Linked DNA regions of Homo sapiens: region 1 is linked to region 2. Evidence: read pairs that join two places in POLR2A ChIA-PET (ENCODE). Cell type or tissue: MCF 10A. All regions are shown on one strand. Each heading gives the region's core, and the rest is flanking DNA. Links, peaks and the distances in the headings are about the cores only.

Region 1 (2,912 bases), core at 197-2,696, 71 kb after region 2:
CAAAAACAAACAAACAAACAAAAAACCTAGTCTACCTGGAGACTGCAGCCAGACTGCCTGAATTTGAATCTCATTTCACCTCTTCTTGTGTGGCCCTGGGCAAGTGACTTAACCTTTCTGTGCCTTGGTTTCCTCATCCGTAAAAAGGGGATGCCAACAGTGCCCATCTCACAGGGTTGTTTTGCACAGTGCCTGCCACATAGCAGGTGCCCAGTCATTGTGAGATATTTCTATTATTGTTCCTTTACAGGTGCCCCAAGGTGGCCCCTGGATTCCAGAGCAGACTCCAGGTGCCACCAACCTCAGGTGGTTTCTGTTGGTTAGAGCTGGTGACCCTGAGCCTCTCCTGGCAGTGGGAACATGCCTGGCTGCCTTCCGCTCTGTCTGCTCCTTCCCAGGCTGCACGATTGCCCCCAGGTTCCTGCTCTGCCACAGCAAGTCAGGGTGATGGAATCTGGGAATCGTGACTCCCAAGCTCGGTCTGTCTCTCAAGGACTGGAGAAGTGTCTGGGGCCAGAGCCCTGATCTGGGGCCCAGATCTGGTTGGATCTGCACCTCGGGTCTGCCCCAGCTGTGGTGCTTAGTGTTGGGAGACCCTGGTTGGGAGCCCAGCAGACCTAGGGCATCCCATCGGATCCGTCCACTTACTTGCCTTGTCACCTTGGACATCACTGCGCTGTCCTGGGCTCAGCCTCCTCCTCTCTGGGATGGGGCAGTTGTGTGTCTGTCTTAGGACACTGGCTGGGAGGATCTGAAGTGGAGGGACACCTGAGTCACTTCCTGCTGTAAACCCTGGTGATGCCAGGTGGTAGCTGTTTCTCTTTCCATGGCATGATGTGGCTGGGGTCCTCCGTATATGGAAGCCCCTCTCCCTTCCCGGTCTTGCCTGCCCTCCTGGCCTCAGGGAACAGATGCTAAGTCATAGCTCCCTCTGGGTCAGAGGATGGGCTGGATGTGGGGTGTGGTCCAGGGCTGGGAGGGAAGACAGGAGGGCAGCGGGGAGGAGAGGGAAAGTCCCTTCTTCCTGCCTGTGCTTCCTGACGGGGTGCCGTTGGGGATGGATGAGACCAGGCGGCCTCACTGGGTTTCCTAGACCTGTGCTCTGCAGAAGCCGCCGTGCAGGTTGGCCGTGGTGCACCCTGTAGTGCCAACTGGAAGGAGGGGCCAGGTCTCAGGAGCTGCTCATGCCCTTGGGGGAATTCTAGCCCTTTCTCTGACCCTCTAAAACTCTGGTTCTTCCGGGCAGAGGGGACAGCAGGGTCCCCATCTTGGTGGGAACTAGGAGCCCTCTTCCCCATTCTCCCTTGCAACTGCTCTGCTCCACGATCTGTAGAGTCCCTACACAGCCCTGCTGGGATGACCATTTATCTCCTCTGCACAGGTGAGGCCCAAAGTTGCACAGCAGGGAGCAGACATTCAAATTCGGTCTTCCTGCCTCTGCCACCCTCTGCTGGCCGCCTGTGGTAGGACCGCAGAAGCTCTTGGGATGGAACTAGCTCAGGAGCGCCTGCTGGAGTGGAGGCAGGCAGAGGGCTGCTGCCATCTGCCCATGCTGTGTGGCGGGGACATGGTATTACACCTCCCTGGGCCTCAGTTTCCTTATCTGTAAAAGGGGATATTGCCCACTTCTCAGTGCCTTGGTGAGGATGGATTGTGGTGTCAGCAGGATGCCTGGTACATGAAAGGCATGTCTCAGTGTTTGCCTGTCCCCACCCTCCACCATACCCACAGCCACTGGGGAGCAGTGGCTTCCTCAGCTCAGTGAGGCGATGGGAGAGGAAGAGGGGCCTGCTCTGTTCCCTGGGCCAGGGCTAGGGATCAGGCCAGGCCCCACCCCCAGCTCAGGCCTTGGGGAGGGATGATTACAGCTGAGGGAACACAGGGTGAGCTGACCCTTCCTGGTTGCATCTCTTGGTGCTGGAGCCACCCATAGAGGTCTGGGCATAGCTTCCTAGCACCTGAAAATTGAAGGAGACTTTCATTCGCTTTGGGTCAGGCCCTGGGCTTGATACTTTACATACACTGATTCCTCCTCGCAAAGTAGAAATTATTGGCCATGCACATTGGCTCAAGCCTGTCATCCCAGCACTTTGGGAGGCTGAGGCGGGAAGATTGCTTGAGCTCAGGAGTTTGAGACCAGCCTGGGCAACATAGTGAGACCTCATCTCTACAAAAAATTTAAGAGTTAGCTGAGTGTGGTGTGTGGGCCTACGGTCCCAGCTATTCGTGAGGCTTAGGCCAGAGGATCGCTTGAGCCTAGGAGGTTGAGGCTGCAGTGAGCTGTGATTGTGACTGCACTCCAGTTTGGGTGACAGACGAGACCATGCCTCAAAAAGACAAAAACAAAAACAAAAAACCCCAAAATCCAACAACATAAAGAAATTGTTGTTTCTATTATATAAATCAGAAAGCCGAGGCTCAGAGAGCTCGCCAGATTGCCGATTGAGGAGCTGGAATTCAGTCTCCAGTCTGAAGCCAAAGCCCATGCTTTTCCCTTTCACAGCACTGCCTCAGGGGGCTTTTAAGGAAAATACCCCCACAGCAAGAAGAGGTGGAAAGCCCAGGCCAGAGCTCCTTGGGCAGGGTCAGGTGCAGAGGGCACCTGGTACTGGAGCCCCCCTGGGCTGCCTCTCTCTTGGCAGGCAGAGCAAGGGGCTTCCAGAAATTAGGAAGGGCTGAGCCTGAGAGCAGCCAGTTGCTCATGGATCATTCCCGGGTCAGCGGCTGCCCTGGCCGGATTCCCTGGCTGCGTCTCATGGAGCAGCCTCTTGGGCCGTGCCCACCAGTCTCTGTAGAAAATAAAAATGGAGGCTGGGCGCAGTGGCTTATGCCTGTAATTCCAGCACTTTGGGAGGCCGAGGCCAGCAGATCAGGAGTTTGAGACCAGCCTGGCCAACATGGAGAAACCCTGT
Region 2 (2,912 bases), core at 309-2,808:
AGTTGTGAAGGCAAAGGAAAGTTCTTGAAGGAAATTAAAAGTGCTACTCCAGAGAACACACGAATAGTGAAAGTGACACAGCCTTATTTCTGATGTGTAGAAATTTCTAGTAGTCTGGATAAAAGATCAGACCAACCACAACATTGCCTTAAGCCAAGGCCTAATCCAGATCAAGGCCCCAACTCACTTCAGTTCTGTGAAGGCTGACAGAAGTGAGGAAGCTGCAGAAGAAAAGTTTGAAGCTAGCAGAGGTTGGTTCATGAGGCTTAAGGAAAAAAGCCATCTCCATAACATAAAAGTGCAAGGTGAAGCTGCAGCAAGTTATCCAGAAGATCTAGCTGAGATTATTGATGAAAGTGGTTACACTAAACAACAGAGTTTCAGTGTAGATGAAACAGCCTTCTATTGGAAGAAGATACCATCTAGGATTTTCATAGCTAGAGAAGAGAAGTCAATGCGTGGCTTCAAAGCTTCAAAGGACAGGTTGTGACGCTCTTGTTTGGAGTTAATGTAGCTGATGACCTTAAGTTGAAGTCAGTGCTCATTTTCTATTTTGAAAGTCCTATGGCCCTTAAGAATTATGCTAAATGTGGCCGGGCGCGGTGGCTCACGCCTGTAATCCCAGCACTTTGGGAGGCCGAGGCGGGTGGATCACAAGGTCTGGGGTTCGAGACCAGCCTGACCAACATGGTGAAACCCCGTCTCTATTAAAAATACAAAAATTATCTGGGCGTTGTGGCAGGCGCCTGTAATCCCAGGTACTCAGGAGGCTGAGGCAGGAGAATTGCTTGAACCTGGGAGGCGGAGGTTGCAGTGAGCCGAGATTGCGCCACTGCACTCCAGCCTGGGTGACAGAGCAAGACTCCATCTCAAAAAAAAAGAATTATGCTAAATATACTCTGCTTGTGCTCTATAAAATGGAACAACAAAGCCTAGATTACAGCACATCCATTTACAGCATGGTTTACTGAATATTTTGAGTAGATGCTCAAAAAAAAAACAGTTGCTGAACAAATGAAGCATATACTCATGTTGTTTTTGCTTCGTACATGCAGAAGCACTATGGTTACGTTTGTCAGTACGCCAGTTTGCATGAATTCAAAATGAATCTGAAAAGCTTTCCCCCTCCCACTTTTCTTTCAGTTTGTATACAAGAACACTTTACCTGAGATATAGGCCAAAAGTGAAGGTAAGTCCACTTCCTAGGTCCTGTGTGTGTGTTGGGGGTATGGTACTGGGAGTATAGGATGGAGGTGGAAGAAGAAAGGGGAGTTTGGAGAGGTAGTGGAGCAAACACAGGCTTTGGAACCAAAGGCTGTGAATCTTTCATTTACTACTGCATGTTCTTGGACAAATCTCTTTAAGCCTTAGTTTCTTCAACAATAAAATTAAGCTGCTAATAACTACATTGCAGAGTTATTTTAAAGATCAGAGATAATTTATATGCCCAGCTCCATGCTTGACAAAGTCAAAGCTTAATAAATGTAAATAAACTCAATAAAAATACTCTCTGATATCTGGTCCAAGTCTAGAAGGAATAAACTGTGCTCAGGCTGCTAATACCAGGACAATCACTAGCAAACCTACGTATAGTCATAGCCCCATGGATTCTTTCTCATTCTTTTTCAGGGATAACATGGAACAATTCTGTCTTTTCTCATTTTGTCCTAATTTGTCCCCAAACAGTTTCTCTTTGGAATCTGGCCAGTGATCCTGTTTGAGCCTCTCAGGAAGCATTGATGAATCATTCCACCAAGAAAACAAACAAGCACCTACCATAGACCTGGCAGAATAAATAAGGAAATCCTTAAAGATCTACAAGTTCAAATATGTCATGACCATCACAGCAGAGGAGTGACTTTCTGACTAATGCTGCCACCCACACAGAGAATAAGGAGTAGGGCCTGCTGGGTGTTTAGCTCATGGCTTTATCTTATTTGTCCCCCTCCTCCTTTCACGCTCCAGTTTATAAAGAAACAGAGATGATGTGTGTGTATGCCTCAAATGCAGAAACAGTTGGGCTTTTCTTAACAGGTTAACAGTTTGTGCTGGTTATAAGAAATTAACCTTCTTTTCTTTTTGCCAAGGGTTGCATGTGAATTATACCTTTCTTAATATTTGATTAAATAATGCAGTCAGCTAAGAGCCAACAAAACCCCATATCCAGATAGTTAGCTGTGAGCCAGCACTCAGCTGTGTCAGATTTGATTAATATTGTATTAATCTCATGGATGGTTCTCAAAGGTAAAAAAAGAGAGAGAAAGAGAGAGAGCTAGCTGTGGGATTCTGTGTAGTTCTTCACTATCTGTTCCAGGGCTAGTCGGAGGATCATAAGCAAGCTCAGACCTGCCCCCAGTTCAGTACTTGACCACATCCCAGGATTTATGGTGTCTGTCTATGGCCACAGCCAACCAGAATGAGTGGGTCATCTTATAACCTTTCTGAAGCTCCATGAGGACATGTATAGAATGCTGCACCTTCAGCCAGCTCTGCTCTGATCTTTGCAGATCTTTAAGTTGTCACTGTTTCTACGGCTAGACAAATATGACTGGTGGTCTAGACTACCCATAGTTCATCCTCCTCACATAACTTATTTGAAGTTGTCAGGGAATGTCATTACACTCTGATTTTTAAAATTATGCAGTATTTTCCAGTTCTCAGAGAGGTCATGGTTGTGCCCAGGGAAGTGTGTTGCATTAACTAAAGCTAAAATTATCAGAATCCTATTTACATAAAGCATATTAAAATATCTGCTCCTTAATTTTCTGAAGGAAATAGATGTAAGTTTCTGCTACTTGAAACCTACAGAACCGACAAAAATTAGGGTGCTAAAAAAATGACAGTGAAATCTCATCGTAAGGCAGCTAGTTCTAATTTGCATTTGAATGTATAACAAATTGCATCACTTTTCA

What was found. Peaks named below come from ENCODE experiments on the same cell type or tissue, not always from the same donor. Only the 100,000 strongest peaks of a DNase experiment are listed, where the experiment ranks them.
Region 1: POLR2A ChIA-PET joins it to region 2 with 5 read pairs; 1 of 35 experiments calls an interaction of 5 or more read pairs at or near these places.

The regions. Positions count from the first base shown.
Region 1 is chr11:77,089,886-77,092,797 of GRCh38, forward strand. The region is part of intron 2 of CAPN5 (calpain 5); the gene reads left to right. Among named protein-coding and RNA genes, the nearest start is that of OMP, 11 kb to the right of the region's middle. In MCF 10A, for the core only: a CTCF peak has its summit at 1,465 (motif pointing left); a DNase peak (open chromatin) is centred at 1,456.
Region 2 is chr11:77,018,588-77,021,499 of GRCh38, forward strand. It overlaps ACER3 (alkaline ceramidase 3), which reads left to right. Exons shown (of 11, transcript NM_018367.7): 10 at 1,144-1,189; 11 at 1,687-2,912. The coding sequence ends at 1,740. The region is part of intron 1 of ACER3-AS1 (ACER antisense RNA 1); the gene reads right to left. Among named protein-coding and RNA genes, the nearest start is that of B3GNT6, 14 kb to the right of the region's middle. In MCF 10A, for the core only: no CTCF peak of the experiment used is centred there; a DNase peak (open chromatin) is centred at 1,814.